7 separate regions of the Homo sapiens genome follow, and all the other regions are linked to region 3. A link is a contact called in ENCODE Hi-C or POLR2A ChIA-PET data. All regions are on one chromosome and are shown on one strand. The core of a region is the stretch at or near the end of the contact, and the rest is flanking DNA. Distances in the headings are between cores, read along the strand shown.

Region 1 (3,633 bases), core at 479-2,978, 1.3 Mb before region 3:
AGGAAGGGCTGGGCAGGGGAGGGGGTAGTGGGGATGCAGATGACACTTGTGCCAAGACCTAAAGGGGATGAGAGAGAGAGGATGTCTGCAGGAAGGATGACTCTAGGCAAGGAAGCCAGTGTGGTTGAAGGTGGCAAGATGGAGATGAGTGCACAGTGGTCATGGGGAACAGATCCTGTAGGGTCTTAAAGGTTCTTCCGTGTGATCTGGAGCAACTGGAGGGTCTTGAGCAGAGAACTGGGGTGTTTTAACAGGATCACGCTGACTGGTGGTTTGAAAGTGGCCTGTGGGAGCTTGCTGTGTTTTGTTTTGCAGCAATGGGAAGGATGTGGTTGCCACTTCCTGAGATGGGGAAGGTGGGGAGAGTAGTAGGTTTGGGGAGTTAGGTGGGGAGTTCAGGTCTGGATGAGTTGGGTTTGAGATGTCTATTAGACATCCACGAGGAGATGCCCAGTAGGCAGTCTTCGCCCTCACCTCTCCTCTACCTCCTCTCTTATGATTACAGAAGTTGTGGCCTGCATCAAGGCGTGCATCAGCCTTCCAGTAACCCCACTGGCAGAACCTTGCACCCCGTTAAGGGCTACTGTCCATTCGGAGCAAGGGGCACATTAGATAATTTGCCCTACCAGAGAGAGCAATTATAGCAATTACTCCAAGGCAGGTGTTTGGTATCTGTGGCCTTTAGCAGTTGAATGTCGGAGTCCAAGGGAAAGGTGTGAGCTGCAGACATAGACGTGGGGATCATCAGCTTGAAGCTGTTGTGCAAAGTCATCAGATCAGCAGAGGAAAGGATTTACAAAGAAATATATATAACACCGCACAGGGTTGTTGTCTTGTGAGGATTAAATTAAATACACACTTAAAACATCCGGAATACAGACAGTGCTTAATAAAGAGCTGCTGTTTTTATTAACAAACTTATCTGTAGGAGCTCGTCCATGGACAACATCCAGTTCATACAGATGCGTGCGCATTTCGCAGCAGCCATACACGCCCAAAGAGGACGAGACTGGATGTGATTGAGCTGACTGGCATCTTTAGATGGATGGTCCTCAGTCCAGTCCTTCCATTTTACAGGCGAGGAGGCGGAAGCTTGGGGAGGCTAAGCGCGCTGAGCTGGCGGCGGAGCGGAGCTTCCACTAGGGCTCCCAGTTTCCCCGCACCGCGCCCGCCGTCCTCCGGGCCACCCATCCCACCCGAACGCGCCACCGCTCTAGCCCGCGCTCCAGCCCGCGCGTCACCGACGCCCGCGGCCTCTCCCACCTCTAAGTTCCAGGAAGCTCTCGGCCTCTAGCTGACCGCGTTGCTGCTGAGCTTCCCTGGGGAGAAGGCGCCGAGGTGCCCGGTGCGGGCCGAGGCAGGGCTGGGCCTCGCGGGCAGCAGGCGGAAGAAGGAAGGGCGGTGGGGCAGGTCCCGGCTGCGCGGGGCAGTTGTGCGCACTTGGGTTCTTCACGCGGGACACACGTGGAACGCCGACCCCTGCGCCCCTGGCCGCTGGCAACTGGCAAGGCCGGGAACAGAAAGTGTAGGGACAGAAGAGCGCTGGAGTCTTCCCCGGGAGGGAGCCCGGGGCTGCAGCCCAGGGGCGGGGAGCGGGGCGGGGCTGGGAAAGTTGAGTACTGGTCGCTCAGGGCCGGGCTCCGCCGGAGTGCCCGGCGCAGAAACCGTAAAAGGCTGGAGCGGGCGGGGTAGGTGTGGCTCTGTGTGCGTGACCTGAGCCCCGGTCCCAGTCCCTGTAGTCTCCTGCGGCCGCGGCCTCTCAGCCATGGGCGCCGTCTGGTCCGCCCTGCTGGTTGGAGGGGGTCTGGCCGGAGCACTTTTCGTTTGGCTGCTGCGGGGCGGCCCTGGCGACACCGGGAAGGACGGGGATGCGGAGCAGGAGAAAGACGCCCCTCTTGGGGGAGCTGCGATTCCGGGAGGCCATCAGAGTGGCAGCAGCGGACTGAGCCCTGGACCTTCCGGGCAGGAGCTGGTCACCAAACCAGGTATTCTTCCCCCCGTGACTCCAGGGCACATCTGCCAGAGCTTTGAGGTTCATCGAGGAAGGGAGCAAAGAGACAAACCCACCTGGAGCTTTCCTAGGGGCCCATTCCTGCGGACGGGCTCTCCTAAGGGGACTGGGCCATCCCCACGCCCCTCGGTTTCCCAGGCTGGTTGGTACGCGCAGGCAGGTTTCTTGTCTGGTCCTCCAAGGGCCGCGCCCTTGCCGAGTCCCTCAGCGCCCGCGCCTGAGGACTTGGTCCTGCCCCTCCGGCGGGGATGAGCTCCTCCACTTGGCGGCGCTTGGTGCAGTGCGGGCGGCTGCAGTGGCGGCGCCCCTTCCCGGCCTTTGGAAAGGGGGGCTTAGGTTTAGGGGATCCTACAAGCCTCTTCGATCTCTGCCCAAGCAGGGACATTTTCTAAGTCCCAATCCGGGTAGTCTGACATCCTCCCATCGCACAGCCCATGAAGAGCTGGGTTTGGGAACACCCGAACTGCGGGCGCCTCCTGCTATCTGGATGCTTCTTTAGGAAGGCAAAGTTCAGGTTGGACTCTGGCCATGAAGGCTGTGGCTGAGGCCCTGGGGATGTGCCTTGGTCACCCCTTTCAGCACTGTCGGCAGTCCCCTCCACGCTGCCCCAGAATAGGGCCGGATAGTCATCCCTAGGAAGGGACTACTTAAATAGGGGACCCAACCCTGATGAGTAGAATTGACATCTGGGTTTAAATTTCTGTATTTTAGGGACCGTTTGCTAAGCAGAGAGCGAACACTGGCAGAAAAGCTTACCGTCCAGTGCCCTCCCTTGGCAAGCTGCCCATGCCTGGACAGAAGCCTAATGGTGAAAATGACATCTGTGAACTTTATTTTTAGCCCAGTGGTGTTCATGTGCAGCCATATGAAAATCTGCCCGTGTGCCTTTACTGTGATTGGTCTGGGATGCCTAGACAGTTCACTTATCTTTTTTCTGAAGACCAATCTCATGCTTTAGGTTGAAAAGTTGGGAATCCAGAATAATATTTGTTCATTCTCACTTCCAACTCCCACCATCACCGAGGCGGGCAAATCACAAGGTCAGGAGTTCGAGACCAGCCTGGCCAATATGGTGAAACCCTGTCTCTACTAAAAGTACAAAAATTAGCTGGGCGTGGTAGTAGGCGCCGGTAGTCCCAGCTACTTGGGAGGCTAAAGCAGGAGAATCGCTTGAACCCGGGAGACAGAGGTTGCAGTGAACCGAAATCGTACCACTGCACTCACTCCAGCCTGGGTGACAGAGCGAGACTCCATCTCAAAAAAAAAAAAAAAAAAGGGATAAAATGAAACAAGACTGTTGTCCCCATACCACCACCACCCCCACACCACATAAAACCACAGCTGTGCTGATTGTATGTATGATTTGGAGATTTCAATCTTGTAGGGAGCTATTTGGACTACCAATGGCATGGCCAAGAAGGAAACTGCATTTTTAGAGGACTTGGATTTTGTATTTTTAAGAACGTTTTTTAAAAAATGCTTACAATGGAAGGGGATACAAAACACCGTTTTGTTGGGGAGGTTCCTAACGCATATGGGATTGGCAAGGAGAAACCAGCCCCTTCCCCCAGTTCTCCCTCCACTCCTGCCCAGGGAAGCACTACTGTTCTCCGTATCTCCCC
Region 2 (3,671 bases), core at 934-3,433, 1.2 Mb after region 3:
TGCAGCCTTGAACTCCTTGGTTCAAGCGATCCTCCTGCCTCAGCCTCCTGAGTAGCTGGGATTACAGGTGCACCACCACCATACCTGGCTAATTTTTAATTTTTTTTTTTTTTTTTTTTAAAGAGATGAGGTCTTGTTATGTTGACCATGCTGGTTTTGAACTCCTGGCCTCAAGTGATCCTCGTAAACTAACTTTGAAACTTATTATAGCAGGCTTGTTGTGATCAGGTGAAGTTATATCAGGCCCAAACTTTGTATGTTTGTCTGACTCCAGTTTTGAATTGCATGAAATGACTTAATCTTTCCATTATTCTGCTTAAAAAACAATTCAAATTTAGGAATGAGACTCCACAATGAAGCCCCACAGCAACGAAAGTGGTCAGCTTGTTTCTAAATGGAAATCCCCAACTGCCACACCACATCAATCATCTGACATATAATCTCACTTCCACTAAGCTGGAATCTACTTTAAACGTCAGGTCTCTGGATGAAGAATTTTAGTTTAGTGGGTTATGTAGCAGAAATGCCTAAATCCAGAGCACTATTTTAGTGTTGGCAGAAATAGCTTCTCTTCAAATAGCAGGGAAGAAAGAACAAGGATTTTAAGTTCAAAGTTTTTGTCTAAGCACATTTTCTAATGTTTCTACCCGTTATCTCATTAAAAAGAATAAAGAAATAGGGGTGGGGATAGAACCACATTCATCTACTTTCATAGAAGGTGCATACTGGAGTCCTGCAGATACAATTTATTTGATCTATATTTTAAAAATTAGGGAAATGCCACATTAGAAAACAGTTCCAGGTTTTTGGTTCTCTTAAGAAACTGGAACCTCTGGGCACAGTGTGTGTGCCTATCTTCTTTTGTGGAAAAGTAGGCTGGAGCTGAGAATTGGCTGCTCTCTTTACACAGGCTCTACAGTTTGCCATTCCCTACCACTCCTGAATGTTTTACACCCATATTTATTTTGTTGCTTCACCCTGCAGTCGGGAGACTCCTGCAGTTTATGAAATTGATACAACAGGGCTTTTTTTTTTTTTTTTTTTTTTGGTAGGGGGTGCAAATCTCTTTGATTTGAGGGGAACGCAGTGGTCGCTTTTGCTTCCAAACAGCCTTAAATCTGCCCGTTTTTCAACGATCTGACCTTACTTTTTCAGGGTGGCCAAAAGCACAAAATTATGAATCAAAGAATGGTCCCCAATTACCACGAGCCAGCTGTGTGACCTTGGGCGACTCCGTTAAGTTCTTTTAGCCAAGAGTGATGAATGGTCTGCAAAACGACCTTAATACCTGTTCTGAATACCCCCACATGGCTGTGGTACAGCAGGCGTGAGATGTTTAAAGTACTCCTAAGTAATTTATAAACTGCAAAACGCTTCCCAGCACAAGCGTCCGCTACAGAGCGCGACGACACCGAGCCGGTTTAGAAGTCCAGTTACTGGAATCCACTCCAGTTCCGTCCTGCTCCCACCTCCTACGCTCAGGGTGGGCGAGCGGAAGGAGACTCTCAAGGGAGAAGGCCTGGAAAACTGGCTAAGAAACGAAGCGAGAAGTTCCTCAGCAGGGGTAAAGTTGTTGGCGGCATTTTTAAGCCCCTAGAGTGGCACAGCGACTCCCGGTCGAGATGACGGACCCCGGTGCGTGACCAGCGCGGGAGCCAGTCCCGGGCCACCTCCCTGCTTGAAGTCGGGCCTGGCCAGTACCCTCCCGGCGCAACCCCGGACCCGGGACCCCCGACTTTGCCCTAGTCCCCAACCCCCACAATCACCTCCCTTGGTCCCCCTCCACGTGACAAGAGCCGGAACCGTCACTTCCGGCGGCGCGGGCAGCGCGCCTGCGCGGGTCGCCCGGCCTCAGTGAGCGGTTGGCAGCAGCGCCCCCCCCCCCCCCCCGCCAACGGCCACGAGTGGCGGGCGGCGCGGGTTCGGCCGGGGCGGCGGCGGCGCGACGGGCTGCGGTCCTGCGGGTTTGTGGCCTGAGACGTCTAGCCCACTCCCTGGAGGGGCCGGCCGCCCAGCCTCTTTCGCTCTCTTCCTCTACCCCGGCTCGCGCTCCAGGCGCTTAGTGAGGCGGCGGGACGCCCGGGGCACTGGCGGAGGCGGCGGCGTCGCCCCTGGATTCGGACCCGCCCCCTCGCGCCCCGCCCCGTCCCCGCCCTCCCCACCGCCCTCTGCGGGAGCCGGGCAGCTGCAGCGGAGCCGCGGAGCGGGCGGCGGGGCCCAGGCTGTGCGCTTGGGGAGCGCGGAATGTGAGGCTTGGCGGGCCGCAGCACGCTCGGACGGGCCAGGGGCGGCGACCCCTCGCGGACGCCCGGCTGCGCGCCGGGCCGGGGACTTGCCCTTGCACGCTCCCTGCGCCCTCCAGCTCGCCGGCGGGACCATGAAGAAGTTCTCTCGGATGCCCAAGTCGGAGGGCGGCAGCGGCGGCGGAGCGGCGGGTGGCGGGGCTGGCGGGGCCGGGGCCGGGGCCGGCTGCGGCTCCGGCGGCTCGTCCGTGGGGGTCCGGGTGTTCGCGGTCGGCCGCCACCAGGTCACCCTGGAAGAGTCGCTGGCCGAAGGTACGGGCGCCCGGGGAGGCTCGGACAGGCAGGTGAGGGAGGGTTGGGGTGTGGCGGCGGCTTCTCCGGGTCCTCGCCCTCCGGACTGACTCTTATACCCCATTCTTCCTCTGCTGCCGGGCCAGCGGGGGCTCCTAAAGAGTGGCTCGGGCTTTCTCTCTTAAGCTGGCTTTTCTTGCCGCTGGCTGCCCCGGCCGGTGCACAGTTCTCTCATGCCTAGTTTAAATCATTTTCTGTGCTTTTTGACGCGAGAAAATAGGTAGTAGACGGGCTAGGAAGTGGGTTGGTGTTACGATTGGGCCAGTGACTCATTAGAGGGTCAGATCGAACAGGGTTGAAGCTCCGTTCTGCCAGCTGTGGCTCAGACGGGTGTCATGCGTTGGCCTTTTCATCTAAGCCTCCACCCGCGCTGCAGGGCATAGGACCCTGCAGCCCCTGGTGTCAAGCTGGGCTTTGCTGCAGCTCAGTCATCTGTTGAAAAACAATGTATTTGTGTGCATGTGTGCGTGTTGGAGGTGATCCTTTGCTCTAAATTCAGTTAGTAGGTTGCACTGAGGAGCAGGTAAACTTGGAGCCCATTTATCTTTGTTATTTAGAATCTTCTCTGTTGGACAAGGTGCTATTCATGCCCTCCCAGTATGTCTCTTTGATAGTAGTTTAAAAGGTGATATAAAAGCAGGTTAACTTTCACTTAACGAGGTTTTGTGGTCGGTCCTTCATGATCTGGAACAGGTTATGACGGCAGGTAGAAGTCTACTTACAAAAAAAGTTTACTCCATTTTAAAAGAAGAACTTAGAATTTAGTTTTGTATTTCTGGCATAATTGCCTTGTAGAAAATACTTGCCCTGTGTGCTGCATGCTTCATTGGCCTTTGAGTTTTTAGTTGCAAAATGATACTACAAAATAAACACTTTAAAAGAAATACTTTTTGTTGATAAATGGCCCTTTTAAGTTCTATGGTTAAGATAAAAAAAATCGAAGAGTGGATTCAGTTCTCCGAGCGTTAGACGTTGATGTGGTTTGAAAACAGTAGACTGAGATTCCGCTTGTATTTTTTGAAATGCTATACACAACAGTAAATTAGCACAAGGGAAAAAACCTGAAGATTTTTGTAT
Region 3 (3,677 bases), core at 65-2,564:
CTTCAAAATATTTGAGAAGCTATAATAGGCCCCAAAGCAGCTGAGTGATCATCTTTCTGCTTCCATAGGGCACGCGGCAGGCCTCATCATGAGGGATGAAATCTACACTTGCTGGTTCTCCTGTGGACTTGGAATTTACCATCACAAAGATAATTCAGACCTAGCACTTCCCAGAGGTTGAGCCCCAGTACATTGATTGAGGAACTGTCAAAACAGGCTTGCAAAAATATAGTATATTTTGAGTGTTTACATTTAATAAATTAACACTTGTGAAACACTATAAACAATGCAACATAATTGTGTGATGACTTGTAAAAATTAATTCAGGCTGTGCAGTTTTATAATGGGGTAATTGTATAGTTGCATGAGAAAAAAGTCCTTTTCACATTTATCCTGAATCTCAGTGACCATATGCATAACCTCGTTTGAAGTTAAGGTGAAAGTCTAAATTTGACATATTTTGTGAATAAGAGGCCTGGACCAATGCCATCCTAGATAAGCTACTTGTTCTCCCTGTTCTCAAAGGGACACAATGAAATCACATGTAAAAAATATTTTTGAGTAACAAGATAATTGAATTTGGTGAGAGAGTGCTGTTCTTAAAATCGGTATGTTGGCAGGATGGTTCTTTCCATCTTTGCTGAAGTTTGCTATATCTCCGGTCCTAACGTTTTTGAGCAAAGTTTACTGCATATCTCTTGCCAGGTCAGCTGAATATGAACTTAAAGGGACCTAACAAAACAGGCAGTATGCATCGATGATTTAGAATTCCACTGTGCCCACGAGGACAAGTAAGAGCAAGCGCCTTGGGCAAAGGACATGGGTATTACCTCCATAACATGCTGTGCTAGGCTGCATATTCAGGACAGGATCTCTGACAGTGGAGAAATAACGACTTTCTGATGGACTGCTAGGGTGCCAGCATGGATTTTCCTGGCTTCAGTGGAATAACTCATTTTTCCATCTGTAAATAGAGTACTGAGACATTATCTTCATATATGCTTGATGTTAGTCAGGGGCACTTCGGGGTACAATTTTGAAGCTCTAGGGAAATTTTATAGCAAAGGTTAAAGTCCAGAGAGGAAAAGAGTCTAGATAGCAATTGAAAATTGGGCACAAATGAAGTATAGTTTGACCCCCACATCTCCTGCCTACAAACTGCAGACCCAGCTGCAGTAGGTGGTAGTGAAATAAGGGAAGTTCTAGGGGGGACTCCGTCCTCTTCAGCAAGTGACAGATGGTGTGAAACCACACGGTAGCTTGGCAGTATGGGGCGGCTGCTGCTTAGTCACTCCTAACTCAGGAACCTAGTATTGAAACTTGAACAGCCTTCCCTGTCTGGCTATAATGCAGCCCAGACATCCCTTGTCAACAAGTTAGTCAACAGTGCTCTGAACAATATCCGGTAAGTCTGATGTCTTACTTGCCGAACCAGTCAAAACAAGAAAAGTGGGCTCTGTTGGAACATTCCCTTTGGTTAACTGAAGATCTCTAGTTTCATTTCTCCCCACCACCATCCCCTTTGTTCATTCACTTGTGCATTCAGTCAGCAGAGGAGCCAGGGGGATATGACGAACTTTCACTGGTTATATACTATGTGCTGGTTACAGTTTAAGGAATACGAAGCTGTAAGGTTTGCTCTCTTTCTGCAGGAAGCTCACAGTCCAGCTAAGGAGACACGTGCAAAAATAAACAATGGTGATCCTTAGGGGTAGATACAATACTGGAGGTGGTACTTGGTACAATGGTGGCTCATAGGAGGGAGAGACAGAATTGCTTAATTGGATCCTTCACAAAAACTGATATTCATCATGATTCAACTTCCACTGTATGCCAGGTACAGTACCAAATATTTTACCTGTTTTATCTCATTTAATTCTCCATTGACTACCATTTCAAAGATTATTAAAACAAAGCTCCAGGAAAACAAGTAACATACCCAAGGCCATGAAACTAGTAAGAGGAAGAGCCAGGATTCAAGTCGAAGTCAGTCTGTCTTTTCAGTTCTCTGATGCTCCTCACCGAGTAATCCGTTGCAAGGATAACGAGCGTGAAACTGTCTGGTACGTTACCCTGCGAAGCAGGGTCATATAAGGGAATGGCGGCCATGGGGGCTGGCTTGAGCCAGAAACAACTCCTGCTCCTGGCTGCAGAGGGAACTGGATGGGGAGGCAGCCCTCACAAGTGACCAGCACTTGTCACTACCCTGTCCTTGCCTGCTTCTTTCAAGGGATGCAGGTTCCCACCTACTCAGCCTCATCCACACTCTTGAAGGGTGCTGATGTAGGGCACCAGTATCCATGGCCAAGGGGATTTTGATCTGGCTTCCTTTGCATATCTTGAATTTTTTTCTTTTCTGACCCTACAAAGGATTAAAAAAGGAAATGCCTCTTTCATTAAATATTATGACACCTACCTGAATTTTCCTGGAGGGCCATCCCCCCGTTCTCACCATTTAGTCTTCTTAGAAAAAGTTCTAGTGAACAATCAAATGTGATTGAGAATTTGGGTACATACTTTCTACCATTTCTTAACCCCATTACTGCCCCTGAGGCATAAGATAAACTATGACTAGAAAGAGTGGCCACGGTTGGGGTAGGCGGGGAAGTTGATTGGTCCTGACCCCCAGGGATTCAGGTGTGACACCTGTCCACCTTTGAGGATCACTATTCTGGCAGTTCAGTGTCATTGCTGCCTTCATATCTGTGTCAGCTTAGTTGTTCCTCTTTGTAGCACATCACTGACAATGCTTGGAGCCTGCTAAGAGAGCACAGCAGAAGAATTATTTTTAAATATGTAATTTTTTCTTATTTGTCCTTGGCATGTGTATTTGTCAACAGTGGAGCTTCTCTCCACAACTACCTACCTAGCTAATATTCTGTCTTTTGGATACTCAGTTCTCTCTAGCCTGAGACATGAATCTGGCTCTATCTTCATTCTCTTGATCCATCTCACAGATCCTCTTTCTCTGGTTCTTTTCCTGGATTAATTTCTTGGGCTCTGACCACTTCCAACCCTCCCTTCTCAAGCATAGATAAACGAGAACAAAGCTGAACTCTCCCATAGCAATCACTGCTCACTACTATTAAAACCACTACATGTAGTAATGGAGGTGAATCAAACTCAGGAAGACTAGGATAGAAAATTTCCTTTTATGACTACCAGAAATGAAAATTACCCCCATGGTTGAAGCAGTTTCCTCTTAGCCACTTCTATTTTCACTCTGTCTAGATTTCTATTTTAGGCCGATGTGGTTGGAAAGGCTTATAGAACATATACCTTTTGCAATTTATAGAAATGCTTACAAGAGCCTTCCTTTGATATTGGGCAGAGTTGAGGAAATTGTCCAGAGTTACAGTAGTCCACCCTTATCAACAGTTTCGCATTCCGCAGTTTGTTATCCACAGCCAATCACAGTCTGAAATTATTAAAAGGAAAATTACAGAAATAATTCATAAGTTTTAAATTGTGCACTGTTCTAAGTTGTGTGGTAAAATCTCATGCCATCCTGCTTCATCCCATCTGGGACACTAATCATCCCTTTGTCCAGCACATCCACACCATCTATGTATCCAGCCCTTTGTCACTTAGTAGCCTTCTTGGTTATTAGAGCTACTGTCTCGGTATCACAGTGCTTGTGTTCAAGTCACCCTTACTTTACTTAAAAATGGCCATAA
Region 4 (3,831 bases), core at 1,067-3,566, 1.4 Mb before region 3:
TCCTAAAGCGGACCAGAAGCCTGGAGTCCAGCCTCGTTCCACTGAGCCAGCTGAGCTGGCTGCACACCCACATATTATTGTTATAAGCAACGAGACTGGGGAGTTACTTGTTACTCACCGTGGCAGTAGAGGCCTGATAAATACAGCGCCTGAGGTTAACAGAAACCTAACACCTGGTATTCCCAACAGTCCTCTATCTGTTAATGGAGAAAAGCCTTGTATTTTTACTGTAAAAACGGCTGAAATACAAAAATAATATAAAAGCACAGACTGCAAATAAACAAACCAAAATGTGAACTTTGAGTGTCGAGAATTTGTATCAGTTATAATTCAGGTCCGGATTAGGAGGAGTCTTCCACTCACTGTTGCTTTTGTTTGGATTTTTACACCAGAAATAAATTACTTCTGTAAGCAGAAAAAAAAATGTTCCCTTATCTTTTTTTTTAAGTGAAAATCTAAGAAACTCAGATTCTGTAGCATGTTATGGATAGACCCTAAGGCAAGGAGAAGGAATGGACACAAAGAGAACTCACTTCATCTTGGCTTTCCTCTGTTCTAGCAAAACAAAGGCGAGCCTGATGCTGCCTCAGCTGCGGTCTGCTCTGCTGCAAAGGCCCAGGAGCAGCCGCCCCCACTCTCGACTCCACCGCACTTCTCTTCCTATTACTGTCAGGACAGTTGAGTGAGCACTCTGTATTCCTGCCTAATTTTTCCTGACAAGCATCATAGTGTGTGAAGTTTCCAGTGAGAAAGGACTTGAGATCTCATTTATTTGTTCATGTGAAGAAAATCACCTCAGAATTAGGAACCCTGAAAGAATCAGCAAACATAAATGAACAGATGGCTAACCTCCCTGGTTTATCTTGCTGGGCTGGCATCCAGCTTTTAGGCAACCATAAATCCAAAGACAAGTGGAAGGGTTTCCAGAAAGAAGGGGTTACCAGAAAGAAGGGTAAACCTGGCTGTTCTGACATGCGTAAACAGTGTGACTTGAACTTGTTCCTCCAACTTTCAGGATAGAAATAAACATTTAGTACATTTGACTTCTTAATGAAACAAAGCAAATGAAAAACAAGAACAATAAAAACTGTCCTTGGCAGCATGCCAGAGTCATAACCAACCCAGACCATGTTACAGCTGGGGCTTCTCCTCTGTCTCCCTCCACCCCCACAGCCCTTCTCTGCCTGGCCACTTCTTAGTTGAGTCACCAGCACTCAGACAAATCCTCATAGCCCCTTTTACTCCCTTCAAATCTTGCCCTCAAGAGTGGTGGCTTTTCCTGCTGCTTTCATATGTCTCTTTTCCTCCACCTTACAAGTTGGATGTTTGTCAGGAAACCCTCTGTCAATCCCAGAGTAGATCACGTGCTGGAGAGTGAGTGAGTGTGTGTGTGTGTGTGTGTGTGTGTGTGTGTGCTCATGCGAATGCACTAAGTAGGAAGAGAGATGGGGAATGAGAGAACAGAGGGAAGTTGTAAATACAGCTGCTAACATTTCTAAAACAGTGTGTCTTTATTTTTATTTTCTCACTTTCAGCTCAGAGAATGGCAGTTACTATTCAGTTACCATTACTGCCACGCCAGCTGCAATCTACTGTGAGTCTGCTAAAGTCAGGTGCTATGCTAGGGGCTTTATAATGTACCTTATCTCTGAGTTTTACACTGACACTACAAAATAAAAATCCCCATTTTGCAGACAAAGAAATGGTGGCACTGGCTGTCCCAAGTCACAAAGCCAGTAAATGAAATCAAATCTGACCAAGTCCAGGAGTGCAGATTTACTCACCCATCCAGCAGCTGCCACCCCATGGCACCCTGAGGGTAGAGTTGCCAGATTTAGCAAATAAAACCTGGGATACCCAGTTAAATTTGTATTTCAGATAAACAACAAATAATTTTATAATATAATTATGTCCCAAATATTGCATGGGCTACATCAAAAATGTTTTTATTCATAGGAGATGCATGCTGAAGGATTTAGGAACAAAGTGTGTGATATCTACAACTTACTTCAAATAATTCAAGAAAAAGTGCATCAGAGAGATAAATATGGCAGGACATTAACAACTGATACATCGGACTGAACCGAAATATCACACGAGACAGACTCATACTAAAATGTTATTTGTTATCTGAAATTCAAATTTAACTGGTTGTCCTGTATTTTATTTTATTTGGCAACTCTAGCCCAGAGGGACAGTGAAACTATGGAGAAGCCATAAGTTGGACTCTGAACTCTCAGGGTTTCCTCGAGTGTTACCCGTGCCATCTGGAGGAAAGGAAACTAGGGCAGCTGCGTGAGGTCACTGTCAGCTCCTAGTAAGGAGCCCACAGGTGAGGAACCGAAAAAGGGAGAGTTCAACTCTAGAGTTTCCAGGCAGCCGCGCAGCCCCAGTATGCTAATGGGTCCAAAGAAAGCACCTCAACCTCCTGCCACAAGATGGCCCAGAGAGGGCTCTGTTTTGACTTAAACTTTTAATTTCTGCCCCTTCTATTTCTGATCCTCAGGGCATTCAAGTGTGCACTCCCAGGAGCTTGCTCGGCAAAGGAAGGCCTGAGAAACTAACAAATAATAACCTCAGCCTCAAGACCGCGGACTGTCTGGCACAGGAAGTTATTCATTCCGCCAGATACAACGAGCTAGTGTCCCCCTCAAAGGCGCCCTTTGCCAGTCTGAACAGAAAGCCATGGCTTGGGAACAACTGATCTTCCTCACCGAGGGTTCTGCTGTGGTGATGACAGCCACCAGACAAACCTTGTAATCAGCTGAGTCTTCTTAGTTACACTAAATGAAAAAGCAACATAAGGCCTTAAATCAGTTTTACAGTGTGACTCTGGATATTAAGAGTGGCACTGTGGAGTCACAATATAACTGTTGCTTATTAGTTTTAACCAAGACGAACATAATGAATTTTTCCACGCACAATACTGTGGCACTACCACTAAAACAAAATACTGGAAAATTATCAAGTTCTATGGTGAATTCACAGTGTCAACAGCTAAATTAATAATTGGACTAAAAAACATACTTTTCAGTTAATCACCCAATATGTACCTACTGAGAGCTTTCTATGTGCCCGGACTATGCCCTGCAAACAGGCATAGGCCCTGTCTGTAAGAAGAAATTTAGCTAAGGACACAAAACCAACATGCATGTAACAGGGAGTGAAAAATTATGTGCAAGACTCAGTAATTCAGCCTAACAAACAGCTTATGCCTGAAATTATTTAGATCCTTCCAGTAGCATGGATCTGTGATAAAATTCCCCCATCTAAACATCTCACAGGCTGCTCCAAGACAACATGACCAAAATGGACTCATGATTTTCTCCCCTAGTTGATCACTAAGTCCTGCTGATTTCACCTCCTCCTCTTCCCCATTTCTACCCCAAGGCACATTTCATCATTGGCTTGGACTGTGACAATACTGTATGTAGGCTCCTAACTGGTCTCCCTCTCTCCAGCCTTTTTCCTTTCAAATGCTTCATCCATCTCAGGCTTCAGAGAAGCCTGTCAAAAGTGCCTAAGGGAACAGATACTCCACCCCTGCTCAAAGGATAAAGTCCACAGTCCTTGACCTGTTGTGATCTGATGCAACTGCGTCACCTGTCGCTGTCTTTTCCTGGTAGGCACTTTATGCACCAGTAACACGCAACCATCTACTGTTACCTAGCACCCACCACACAAGTTCTCAGCCAGTGCCTTGGCCTGAGTCACTCACCGCCCTTCACCCAGAAGTCTCTGCAGGGCCCTTATCACCTGGTTCACTTCTACTTGGGCTTCAGGGCTCAATTCAGAAGTGCCATCTCTCAGAAGGCCCCTCTGAACTATGTG
Region 5 (3,845 bases), core at 359-2,858, 1.2 Mb after region 3:
TAATCAATGCCTAGCATTCAGCAGGCCCTAGTGACTGAATGCTGGAGGAATGATTATCTTTGTACAATAATGTCTTTAGTTTATTTAAGGTCCTGATGAGAGGCTCACATGCTTATGAAACAGGCGCCAATTTCTGATAAACTTTGCAACCTTTATACTGCTCAGATGAGTCTAGGCCTGGTTTTCCCTGAGGCTTCTCATCATCTTGTGGCAATGACCACCAGGTGTGCTGTATTACCTGCTGAATTGAAGATCAACTTGGTTTTGTTTTTAAACACATCTTACATTTGGGCAACCAATTCCAGGGATTTTAAAATCAGTTTCTCAAGAAAATATTACATGGAGGTAGAACCTATCTTGGAGCAGAGGGCTAGAATCGGAAACTCAGGACAGGGTTTACTTAATCTCTTTGACTTTTTGTTTCCTCACTCATAATTGAAAATAATAATTTCCCCATAGTAATATTATGAGCACTGAATCTGATATTATGTATAGGAAGTACATTGTATTGTGTATCATTAATAAACCATTTTTATGACTATCATCAAAAGAGATCTTTCATAGAATTATATAATATAGTATTAAAATTAAAGAATCTAATATAGATCACCTAGTCAAATGTCCTCCTTTTCTAGAATTAAAAAAAAAAAAATCAGAAGGATGAAGGAATTTAGCCAAAGTCGTATAGTTCTCAGTGGCAAGTCCAGATAGAATATAACGGCTTTTTCCAAATATTCAAAGAAGAAAACATTTGCGCTATATGACCCCAAGGGATCAAATCAGTAGTGAAAGCTAGAGGAAACTATATGAAAATACACATCTAACAATCTCAATCTTAGTGCTCTACTGTTGAAATAGGTTGCCTCGGGGTTGCCACTCACCACCCTTCCCCCACCACCACCACCTATTTAGGTATTAAAGCTGGCTCTAGGGAGATGAAGTAAGCCATATGTACAGGTATCAGTCTCTGGGTTTTGTGAATCGGAAATTAATCATATGCATCATGGTTTGGCCTTGTGGTTGACACATTGCCTGAGACAGTCCCAGACCTATGACAGAGCCAACTCTGGAACTGTATTTTATAGAAATGCAGGAGCCACAATCTCACTGGAAGAAAGGACTTAAAGCTATAATTTCTTAGCACTTTACATAAGATTGAGAAAATGTCAAGTATCCATATCAAAGAATAGAGTTTGAAGGAGATTACAGAGGGACTAAATTCCTTTAACCCACTTGGCATTGCTGTTGGTTATATATAGAAGCTGGGCTCAACTCTGCTGGATAGCTAACCACAATTTCAGAGCCTGTAATTTTCTGTTATCTGTACTGACGCCCTTTTTATTTATGTGGATAATTGAAAGTTGACTATAATTATGAAATCTGACAACCTCAAGACAAACTCATTGAACATCTTTCTTTTAGAAACAATGTGAATTGAGATGTTTTATTCACTAGGCAACCCAATAATATTTGCTCATGGTTAAGAATGTACTATCAATCACGATATCCCAAACAAAAAACACAAGAGAACAAGCCAACAACAACAAAGTTTTCCCTTAGAGACAATTGTAATGAGACAGGACAGGCATTGCCCCAAAAGAGAAGTGAGAGATAATTTGAGGAAGTAAAATAAAGTTTAGTAAAGGCTGGGATATTTCTGTGGAACCTACTAAAAGGGGAACTCCAAGATATGCCTCACATTTGCCCAGATCTAGATCTGAGTTTGCATATTTTGTGATTTCAGAGTATGTTCTGACTAAAACAGCAAACACACTTAATATAAGTGGTTAATGAAGCTACCAGCAAAGTGGGCACATCCTGTCACAGTGCACATAATAATAACAAAGCTAATATTGAGTGCTTACCATGAGCAGGTACTGTACTAAAACGTTTCACATGAGTTAACTTGTTTAATCCTTGTACTAATTATGATATTTGTACTATTCTTAACCCCATTTTCAGGAAACTGAAGTTTAGAGACCTTGACTACTTTCCACAGCTGATAACTGTTAACTTCAGGTTTGAATCAAGGTCTTCTGACTGCAGACCTGTATCTTCCTTATATCTTGTCCACCTACCCTTGGTAGATCTGAAATGGAGTCCAGTCTTGTTGTGTCAGTACTGCTGTCATTGTCCCCAGAGCAGCCCATTGTTTACTATGTAGGGTGACCAGCAATCTGTAGGCCAGCCTTTGGGGCATAATGTGCCTCTTTTGTGTTAATCCTTAGAAAAAACCTACTTAAAAATATGTTCTTTTTCCATTAGAGTCACGACAGGTCAAAGATCTACTGAGGAGGGGATGTGTCTTTACTTGATACTGTAGGCTTTAATCAGGAGAAGTGGCATAAACTTAAGCAAGAAAACCTTTGGGGCCAGGTGCGGTGGCTCATGCCTGTAATCCCAGTACTTTGGGAGGCCGAGGCGGGCGGATCTTGAGGTCAAGGGATAGAGACCATCCTGACCAACATGGTGAAACCCCGTCTCTACTAAAAATAAAAAAATTAGCTGGGTGTGGTGGCATGTACCTGTAGTCCCAGCTACTGGGGAGGCTGAGGCAGGAGAATCGCTTGAACCTGGGAGGCAGAGGTTGCAGTGAGCGGAGATTGGGCCACTGCCCTCTAGCCTGGTGACAGAGCGAGACTCCGTCTCAAAAAACAGAACAAAACGAAACAAAAAAACCTTTGTACCCTGATTTCACTTAATGTTACCTAACACTAAGTGTATTTCACAGGTGCTGCTGAGGAAACCATTCAAAGTCCTAGCCTATCTATGACAGGCCTTAATATCCTAAAGCTAAGAAAGGTAGGGTACAGAGTCAGCCATATACATGTATAAAGCAGGTAGACATTCAGGATGCTGAAAAGGGTACCTGCATCATATTTGTTTTCCCCTAGACTTGCCAACTAGTCTGAAATTTCCACCACTACTATCACTTATTTGGATAAAGCCCCCATATTAGAATATAAACATGTTCTTGAAAAGATGAATACGTTAAGCCATTAATATTCACTACAGACAGTGATGGTTAACACTATAGCTGTAATGTTAGAAAAGGACAGAGCTTTGAGGGAATGAGACCATGATAGGTAAATTTTGAAGAAAAAAAGAAAACTGGAAAGCTCATAACAGTGGTTTTCAAACACAGGCTTGCAGATTAGACAAAGGTATTCATTAATTTTTGGTGAAATAGGAGCAACAGGGAAAATGTAGTAAAATTTCTAATTAAAACTATACATTTAAAATTATAAAATTATAAATTCTGAGATAATGTCCTTCTTTTTGGATGGTATCTTGTCACTTCTGTTATAAGATGATTATGATAGTAGATGAAGGTTGAATTTTTTTAAAAGTCTGTGTTTGACAAAATAAAAAGCTAGCAATTTTTTGTTAATCATTAATGGATATACATGCATTCAATATTCTATTACACCTTCACAGTAACTGTGAGGAATTTTTTGTGATCATGCCTGTTTTATAGATGAGGAATCTCAGGCCTAGAGGATAAATAACTTATCCAAATTGATATAGCTATTAAGTGGCAAAACTGTGACTTGTCCTCCTTACTCACTCCTTTCATTTGGGACAAGGACACTGGGGCCTTTGAGGAAAAGATCAATACTAAAAACAGAAAGAGAAATGTTAGAAAAACCAAAGTACAGAAGATAAATTTCACCTACTTAATTTTAACAAACACTTTCTAGAACTTTGCTGGCAAAAATGTTGTCCCTTATACTTGGCATTTAGAAACTAACATCATAAAATCCTGAAAGTGTTAAGAGCAAAAAAAGTTTTAAAGTTCATTCTCCTTCTTTTCAATAAATGAGAAAACTTACAAGTAGCATCTG
Region 6 (3,623 bases), core at 607-3,106, 1.1 Mb after region 3:
CAGTAATGTCAAATAGCAATAATAATGCCAAAAGAACTGACAGTCTTTTTGAAGATTACTGTGTCAAGAGTGTAAGTTACGTTAGAAAGATACACATGCTGGCCGAGCGCGGTGGCTCACGCCTGTTATCTCGGCACTCTGGAAGGCTGAGGTGGATGGATCACCTGGGGCCAGGAGTTCAAGACCAGCCTGGGCAACATAGTGAAACCCTGTCTCTACTAAAAATACAAAAATTAGCTGGGCATATTGGTGGGCGCCTGTAATCCCAGCTACTTGGGAGGCTGAGTCACGAGAATTGCTGGAACCCAGGAGGCGGAGGTTGCAGTGAGCCAAGATCATGCCACTGCACTCCAGCCTGGGTGACAGAGAAAGATTCCAAAAAAAAAAAAAGAAAGAAAGAAAAGAAAAGAAAGACGGGAAGGAAGGAAGGAACGGAGGGAGGGAGGGAGGGAGGGAAAGATACACGTCCTGTGGCCACAGTACAAGGACATTTTTCTTGGTTGGGAAAAATTCAGGGGTGCCTTATTTTATGCTGATGTTCAAATCAATATTCTAAGTTATAATAAGGCTGTTACATTAGACTCTTAACACAGTAATCTTCAAAAAGTAATGCTATATTATTAAATAAGTGTACATAAAATAACTTACTGGTCATTCTCTTCTTAGTCCAAGGATTTTGTCACTAACCTGCTAAAATTCTTTTAGCAAGACTTTTAATTAGAGGTCAAAAATTTACTCACTCTAATGAGGGACTTGAATTTTACAATCTGTAATAACTGACTTGACGTTGGGCCTTATTATCTCGGATTCTTTCATCTTCCTTGGGTTGTTCCTTAATTCTGGGCATTTTGCTGCCCATTACCTCTCTCTTCAAAGGTTGGCAAAGGGACATAGCAACAATTCTGGTAAACAGAGCAAATGGAAATGGAAATGAGCCAGAGGTGTGCTCAGTAGAATGTCATGTCATGTATTGATCAAATGGCACAGAGAACCCAGGCTCTGGAGTCAAGACTGGGAAGCTATTGTCATAAACTATTCTACATTGGCCCGTAACTTGAGCCTTAACAAATCATACAACCTCAGAGACTTCATCTATAAATTGAAAGTGTTAATATCATATACCTTTTAAGATTTTTTGGCCAGATGCAGTGGTTCATGCCTGTAATTCCAGCACTTCGGGAGGATCACTTGAGCTCAGGAGTTAGAGACCAGTCTGGGCAACATAGTGGGACCCTGTTTCTACTAAAAATAAAAAAAAAAAACTAGGCAAGTGTGGTGGGGCATGCATGTAGTCCGAGCTACTCAGGAGGCTGAAGCAGGAGGATCTCTTGAGCCTGGAAAATCAAGGCTGCAGTGAGCCATGATCAGGTTACTGCACTCCAGCCTGGGTGACAAAGGGAGACCCTGTCTCAAAAAAACAAGCAAAAAAATATTTGTCAGGATTAAATGATGTTACCTATAAAGTATTGTGGGCATTGTGTTAATTGTTACCTATTACTATTAACCAACACCATTATGAGATATCTCTATATGTTAGCAACAGAAATAAATTTATCCATTTATTTCAAACAGTATTTGATTCAATGCAATTCTAGTACAATAGAATACTCCTAGAATGATAATAATATGACTAAGTTTGTTTTTAGGTCATTTCAATAAGAAAATTTAGACTTCGTTATCTATTTGTCAATGCTTATTTAATCCATAGTTCATTCTGAGTCCCTCGCCACTTTTACATTGTCCTTTTCGAGTGTCTTTCACAGCCCTGTGGCTTTAATGCGTTGCTGTCTTCCCAATTCACAGTTCAGTTTCATCAGCACTCCTGTTTCCTGTTTTGTCACTGTCTAGGCTGCCTGTTTTGCACCTCGAACTCCTTCCTCTTCCTCTTCAAAGGATATCGTCAACATTTCCAGTAGGGATGGGCAATGAATGCCACAAACGTTTCTTGCTGCAGCTCTTCCTTTTCTTTCTTTTTCTTTTTTTAACCTCCTTTGAACCTTCATAAGCTTCCTGTAATGACTGTGTCTCTGTTTCAACTATTTCAGTATTTCTGTGGCTTTTGATTTTGATCTGGATTCACGTCTTCCAGCCAAAACCATCTCAAACAAGTAGTTTGAGGTTTTTGCTGGAAGGTAATTTGAATTTGTTTACATGGCCACCAACTCCCAATTTTAGATGTCCTGAGATTTCTGGAGTAGAGGATTGGCCTTACCAGATTACCTTTCTCTTATTAGCACTATTATTAGCAAAGATGGGCTCTTTCGTTTGTGAGCTAATCATACTTCTTATAATTCTAAATAACTACTTCTAAATCAGGAGAATTAGAAAAGTCTTTCATTTCAGCAGGGTTGAAAAAAGGTTAATTAAAGTCATCCACAGACATAGATATAGCAACATGATTTGATATACATACATCAATAAGAATAGTCATGCACACACATACACAGAAACACACAATTATTCCTTTACAATCTTCTGGCATCTTTTCTGCAAGGAAGCCACAAACACAAACTGGATATGAACAAAATAACTCAGCAGATGACCAATGACCTCTTCCTCCTTCTCATCCTCCTCCTTCTCCTCCTCCTTTTTCTTGTTTTGCCATCATTGTTTAGGTGAAGCGCAAAACAAGTCCCAAATATTTCTGGGCTACTCTCAAATTATTGGGCTCTGTGGCGTGTGCATTTGAATGTTCATTCAATAAATATTCACTGAGAACCTACTATGTCCCAGGTCCTCACAATACAGCTGTGTACAAAACAGACCAGATCCCTGCCATCTGGAACCTCGTACTTGGGTGGGTGATCAGTTTCCAGAATCAGACAGTCTGCTCATTTGAGAAAACTCCTGTGTGGTTCAAGATTCCAGAGGAGAACACTGAGACAGGAGCAGACTGGGTTTATCATATGCCCCATCTCGTGGTTTCCTAACAGGCCAAATGCAATACAGAGAGGGGTATTGCTCACTCTTCCTTCCTGTTTCTGTCACTCAGACAGGAGCTAGATAGTTCCTTTCCTACCAAGCTAAGACTTTTGCTCTCATCAAGTGAGAAGGTCCCTCTTACTTTACAATATTTCTGACCTGAACCCTGGCAACCATAAATCTACTTTTTTTTTTTTTTTTTTTTTTGAGATGAAATCTTGCTCTTGTACCCCAGGCTAGAGTGCAATGGCACCATCTCGGCTCACTGCAACCTCCGCCTCCTGGGTTCAAGTGATTATCCTGCCTCAGCCTCCCGAGTAGCTGGGATTACAGGTGCCTGCCACCATGCCCAGCTAATTCCTGTATTTTTAGTAGAGACGTGGTTTCACCATGTTGGCCAGGCTGGTCTCGAACTCCTGACCTCAGGTGATCTGCCCGCCTTGGCCTCCCAGAGTGCTGGGATTACAGGCGTGAGCCACTGCACCTGGCCCACAAATCTACTTCTATCTCTCACCTTGCCTTGACTTTCACCACAAGACAGAATAGTTCCCCTTAGAGACTTTCATTTGCTCTGTGGTATCACTCTTTAGACTGCCTGAGATACATACTGGAAAATGCCACCTCTTAAAAGGCACCACTAAGTTCTTAATTGAATCCACACTTTAGTCTTTTATCCTTTCGATTTCTATGGTAAAGAACAT
Region 7 (4,110 bases), core at 1,496-3,995, 1.6 Mb before region 3:
GCTGAGGTCAGAGGATTACTTGAGCCCAGGAGTTCGAGGCTGCAGTGAGCTATGATTGCACCACTGCACTCCGGCTTGGGTGACAGAGGAAGACCCTGTGTCTAAAAAAATAAGAGATTAAAAAAAAAAGAAATTTGGCTATAGGGATTTGGAGATTAGGCCAAGCTCTGTTATGCTACATTAGTTCTGTAGGATCTTATATGATGGGCCTTTCAGGAGATTACAGTTGGAAGGAGAGAGAGTGGTAATTCTCTAACTCATTTGTCTTCTGCCCATGCCACCTTCTTCTCCAGGCCATAGATTTCTCCAATCTAAGTTTCTTATGAAATAAATATCCCAACCAAGTGACACACAAGGCACTTCATCTTAGTTATAATTACTTTATTAACCTTTTGATCTTTCAACATTTAGATAGTCTTTCTTAATATTTCCAGGAGAGTACCTCATTTTTATTTTGAAAACCATTCAGCACATTTATCTTATGTAACATGCAGAGCATATATCTATCTGTATTTTTAAAATTTTCCTGTTACTCATTGATACATAGTACTTAATTACATGTTATTCCATGTACACTGAAAACAATATAGGAAATATATACATCTAAGACTTCTACTTTGTACAGTCTTTCATTAAATAAGAATACTTACACATACATTTTCAGATATTTCTACCTTCCTGTATGTGTTTGGAATTGTATGTAGGTAGCCACTGAAAGAATTTGGGCCCCTTGGGAGGATGGCAGTGGAAGTCCATGAAGTAAAGAGCATTCTTTAAAAAGCAGATTTGATTGCATACCTTTTAGTTATTTGAGATTCTGAGAATTCTGATAAACCCCAAAGCAGAAAGATTCCTTAGTACCCTTGGAAGATGGGAAAGGTGAGGGAAATATTTGAAGCAGGGTCAGAACATCCACTAAGAACATAGCACCTCAGTAGAGCTTACATTATAGTGCCAGGGTAGAGTTATTACTGAATAGCTTAGGATGATGAACATTAACCTTCCTACAGGAGTAGTAGCAGCTGATTTGGTGACCATCATTGGTCACCTTTTAGTGTAACTGCAAACTAAGAACAATTATGGCTTGACATATACTCCATGTAGGGAAGTGATGGGAGAGGCAGCCTCTGTGTGGTCCATCCTTGGAAGCACTGCATCGATTTTGCTCCCCTCTGGTTTTAAGGAGATCTTTTAGACCTGTAAGAAGAGAAAGGGGATATAAAAGTGTGATAGTCTGACTCTGGCTTCAGATTGGGTTGTGTTTGGAAAGTACCGAGTTCATAGAATAGATAACTGAGCTTTCCTGCTGCTATGCATTCATTATGGATTATAGGGGTTGCTTTTTTCAACCATGAAAGACTTGGGGAAAATGTTGTCAGTTTTGCTTAGATAGTTATAGCTGTACTTCAAGGTTGACTGGTAATCAGGGTAACTTCTGATACTTATCACACAAGATGGTGCCTCAGCATTTAAATAAATGGAGGTAGGGGAGGGCGTGGTGGTAACATACTTTTAAACCAGCGATTGCACAGCAAACCACAATGCAAGTATTTCTGACTCCCAAGATTGCCGTTTCCTAAAGAGCAATTCTTCTGCAGGCAACAGCAAACCTACCTTTCCTTGCTAACTGCTTTCAGTAAATTCTTGATGGCCTTCGATTCTGGATTCAGACATCTCTTCTCACCCTTCTTTTTCATTGTAGCACTGTAGAAATAAATAGGGATGAAAATATTTAAAACTGTGTTGGGTCAATAAAACAGATGGCATACGCAGTTCTGAAGTCAGACATTTAAGTTTCACTCTGCATGTTTTTGTTTGCTGTACATTAGTTTTAGAATCATCACAAACCCTTTACTGATCTTTTTTTATTATCATTACATATTTAATACAGTATATAATTACAACCAGGGAAGTGATAATCAGATGGGATTTCACTCACATGATCTCAACACGTGGACAAAATTGGCTTGCAGGAATAATTTCAAGTTTTTCTAAAGACCTTGGATTAACAGGTTGATTACTAATGCTGATGCAGGTACAGCGTACAGTTCTAGAGAGAGGTACTCCTGTAGGAAAAGAGGAACAGCAGAGAAGGTTAGCACAGTGTTCATTTTAGGCATTTAATGTAGACTGGTGGTATTTAGCAGAACCTATATCCCCATATCAGCAAATAGTCACTTAATCTGAGGAGGAATGGATCACATCATAACACAACTGTAAATGATTAAAGAGTTGATTATCTGGAAGAAAAGAATTGCAGCTTGTTGATTATAAAGTCAAACCCTTAAGCACAGTTCATGTGGTTCATTGAGCTTAGTTAGGTAAGGAAGTATCTGTATCTCATCTCTGTCCGCATTCCCTCACATTTTCTCTCTCTATCCTCCCTCTTCCCCATCTCTTCTGTCCTCCTTCCCTTTTTCCTTCTCTTTCTCTTATTCTATTTGTTTCTCTCACTTCAATTCATATAAGTTTTATGATCTGAGGGAATCTCTATTTATTTCCCTCTTATTTATAAGCATGCAGTGAAACTTTTACAAATACATTATTTCTGTATTTTTAGAATTTATACCTATTCCTATTTCTCATTTTACAAATTAAGTATCCTTTGATGTTCCTTACCTTGAATGCCACTTAGAGTCAGAAAGATAAGGCAGCAAATCAGAATGGCAGTTTGATTCATGGTGCTGAGACTGGAGGTTCCTCTGCTGTAGGCTCAGAATATGTCTAAGCAATTGAGGAATGTCTCAGAAAACGTGGGGCTAGTGTGCCATATTTATCTGCAAAGCCATTTTCCCTCCCTAATTCTGATTGGATAAGGGCATTACAGTTGACTTAGCAAAACCTGCTGGCTGTTCCTGGGGAAGTCCCATGTTGCAGACTCGAAGGTATTATTTATTGTAGCCTCCAAGTTACGGAATTTCCCTCTGCTCCTCTTTTTTTGGTAATAGTGAATTAGGTTTCACTTTCCAAAACATGAACTGTTTCTTGAAAAAAAGAACTTCATTGCATATAGAAAAAAACAAAGGTTGCAATCCATTCTAACTATAATGCTTTTTCTCAACACTTAAACTTTTACAGTTACTTTCAGAGGTTATTTTTCAAAATATCCCCAGTAATAGAAATTTTTCATCCTTTATAGGTAAACCTAATTTTTTGGTAACAGCAAGTTGTGCCTGATTATTAGAACAGTGATTTACCTGGACAGTCCTCCTTGATCAAATACTATAAAGTAATAGGACTGGCCTGCTTTGACAGGGTCAAAGATCTGGAACTGGCAAGTTTTAAATAATTCAATAAATGCTTTGATCATTCATAACACCATTAGATTAAGTAAATAGCCTCCAACATAACTATTTTGAGGGAAAACATTGCTCATTTGGGTATCTGATTTGTGGTGTGTTAAAACAAGTTTCACGTCTTATAGCAGTCCCTGAATGAAAACATCATAAGATGGTATCTAGAATGGTGTGAGAAAAGGATTCATAGCTATCCTAGGGTTATTGTAAAAAACAAAGGGTGCTTTTTGAGGAAATGAATTTAAAAGCGGGGGGGCACGCATAGAGACAGACCTTGGGAAAGTAGCTTGAGACAGAAGGGAAACAGGTTGATTTACGATGGGGTTCAGCTCCAAGACACTGTTAAATGCAAAGAAAAAGAAAAAAAAAGTGTTGGCCATTGAGCTAGTAACAGTGATAACTGAAATTGGCACAATTTTAACTGGATGATGAATCGTGGCAAAACTTAATTTCACAGCATTCAATAGTACTTGACTGATTATTCATAGTAGCTAGCAGTAGAAAGCACATGATACTCATATAATGGAACACATGTTGAACCTGAGAGTGGAAATTTAGCAGTATCCATGGATATAGTGGTCCTTGGTTGTGTTCTTTGCAAATGATTAGTAACAGGGAATCCAAGATGAAATACTGTTTCAAAGGCAGGCACCACCCTGCAATGAGAGATCTGAGGCAAGTGATATTTAGAACCTAGGAAAATATATGGGAGTTCTTTTCATAGTCAGCTGGGCTGCAACAATGCAGGGATTGGTCAGGGAATGGAAAAGCTTCCATCCTAGGATCAGGCTACTGTACTAGGCAGATACTGTCT

Evidence for each region. A loop is a pair of places that touch in the nucleus more often than their neighbours do. ChIA-PET counts read pairs that join two places held with the same protein, here RNA polymerase II (POLR2A). Pooled maps may share reads with other maps.
Region 1: a map with no recorded cell type shows a loop between it and region 3 (11-fold over the local background). The contact joins the promoter of STBD1 here to the enhancer-like site in region 3. A Hi-C loop is called at or near these places in 7 of 37 single-sample maps with no recorded cell type and 8 of 50 pooled maps.
Region 2: a loop to region 3 is called in a pooled map, with 7 times the contacts of the local background. The contact joins the promoter of BMP2K here to the enhancer-like site in region 3. A Hi-C loop is called at or near these places in 4 of 37 single-sample maps with no recorded cell type and 7 of 50 pooled maps.
Region 4: a map with no recorded cell type shows a loop between it and region 3 (17-fold over the local background). The contact joins two enhancer-like sites. A Hi-C loop is called at or near these places in 7 of 37 single-sample maps with no recorded cell type and 4 of 50 pooled maps.
Region 5: a loop to region 3 is called in a map with no recorded cell type, with 22 times the contacts of the local background. The contact joins two enhancer-like sites. A Hi-C loop is called at or near these places in 3 of 37 single-sample maps with no recorded cell type and 3 of 50 pooled maps. POLR2A ChIA-PET finds 5 or more read pairs at or near these places in 1 of 52 experiments (A549).
Region 6: a loop to region 3 is called in a pooled map, with 19 times the contacts of the local background. The contact joins two enhancer-like sites. A Hi-C loop is called at or near these places in 3 of 37 single-sample maps with no recorded cell type and 12 of 50 pooled maps.
Region 7: a pooled map shows a loop between it and region 3 (8-fold over the local background). The contact joins the promoter of CXCL10 here to the enhancer-like site in region 3. A Hi-C loop is called at or near these places in 2 of 37 single-sample maps with no recorded cell type and 4 of 50 pooled maps.

The regions. Positions count from the first base shown.
Region 1 is chr4:76,305,005-76,308,637 of GRCh38, forward strand. STBD1 (starch binding domain 1) reads left to right here and starts at 1,729. Exons shown (of 2, transcript NM_003943.5): 1 at 1,729-1,985. The coding sequence starts at 1,766. The region is part of intron 6 of FAM47E-STBD1 (FAM47E-STBD1 readthrough); the gene reads left to right.
Region 2 is chr4:78,774,167-78,777,837 of GRCh38, forward strand. It overlaps BMP2K (BMP2 inducible kinase), which reads left to right and starts at 2,184. Exons shown (of 16, transcript NM_198892.2): 1 at 2,184-2,555. The coding sequence starts at 2,378. It overlaps BMP2K-DT (BMP2K divergent transcript), which reads right to left and starts at 1,804. Exons shown (of 1, transcript NR_186689.1): 1 at 1-1,804. RefSeq lists enhancers at 1,420-2,050, 2,683-3,313 and silencers at 1,517-1,766, 1,857-2,526, 2,888-3,088.
Region 3 is chr4:77,585,762-77,589,438 of GRCh38, forward strand. It overlaps LOC105377296 (a long non-coding RNA gene), which reads right to left. Exons shown (of 7, transcript XR_938912.3): 3 at 3,306-3,418; 4 at 1,940-2,760; 5 at 831-964. It also overlaps a transcript of CXCL13 not described here. Among named protein-coding and RNA genes, the nearest start is that of CXCL13, 18 kb to the right of the region's middle. Within about 2 kb of position 1,315, at least 3 of the 41 ENCODE cell types and tissues checked have a DNase peak (open chromatin) inside an H3K27ac peak, as active enhancers do.
Region 4 is chr4:76,197,460-76,201,290 of GRCh38, forward strand. All of the region lies in intron 1 of SCARB2 (scavenger receptor class B member 2), which reads right to left. Among named protein-coding and RNA genes, the nearest start is that of SCARB2, 14 kb to the right of the region's middle. RefSeq lists enhancers at 2,382-2,571, 2,592-2,651. Within about 2 kb of position 2,317, at least 15 of the 41 ENCODE cell types and tissues checked have a DNase peak (open chromatin) inside an H3K27ac peak, as active enhancers do.
Region 5 is chr4:78,748,508-78,752,352 of GRCh38, forward strand. No RefSeq gene overlaps it. Among named protein-coding and RNA genes, the nearest start is that of BMP2K-DT, 26 kb to the right of the region's middle. RefSeq lists enhancers at 1,584-1,763, 2,064-2,113. Within about 2 kb of position 1,609, at least 4 of the 41 ENCODE cell types and tissues checked have a DNase peak (open chromatin) inside an H3K27ac peak, as active enhancers do.
Region 6 is chr4:78,655,270-78,658,892 of GRCh38, forward strand. The region is part of intron 1 of LINC01094 (long intergenic non-protein coding RNA 1094); the gene reads left to right. Among named protein-coding and RNA genes, the nearest start is that of LINC01094, 11 kb to the left of the region's middle. Within about 2 kb of position 1,857, at least 4 of the 41 ENCODE cell types and tissues checked have a DNase peak (open chromatin) inside an H3K27ac peak, as active enhancers do.
Region 7 is chr4:76,020,752-76,024,861 of GRCh38, forward strand. CXCL10 (C-X-C motif chemokine ligand 10) reads right to left here and starts at 2,746. Exons shown (of 4, transcript NM_001565.4): 1 at 2,620-2,746; 2 at 1,940-2,066; 3 at 1,615-1,704; 4 at 367-1,197. The coding sequence starts at 2,680. The coding sequence ends at 1,179. It also overlaps a transcript of ART3 not described here.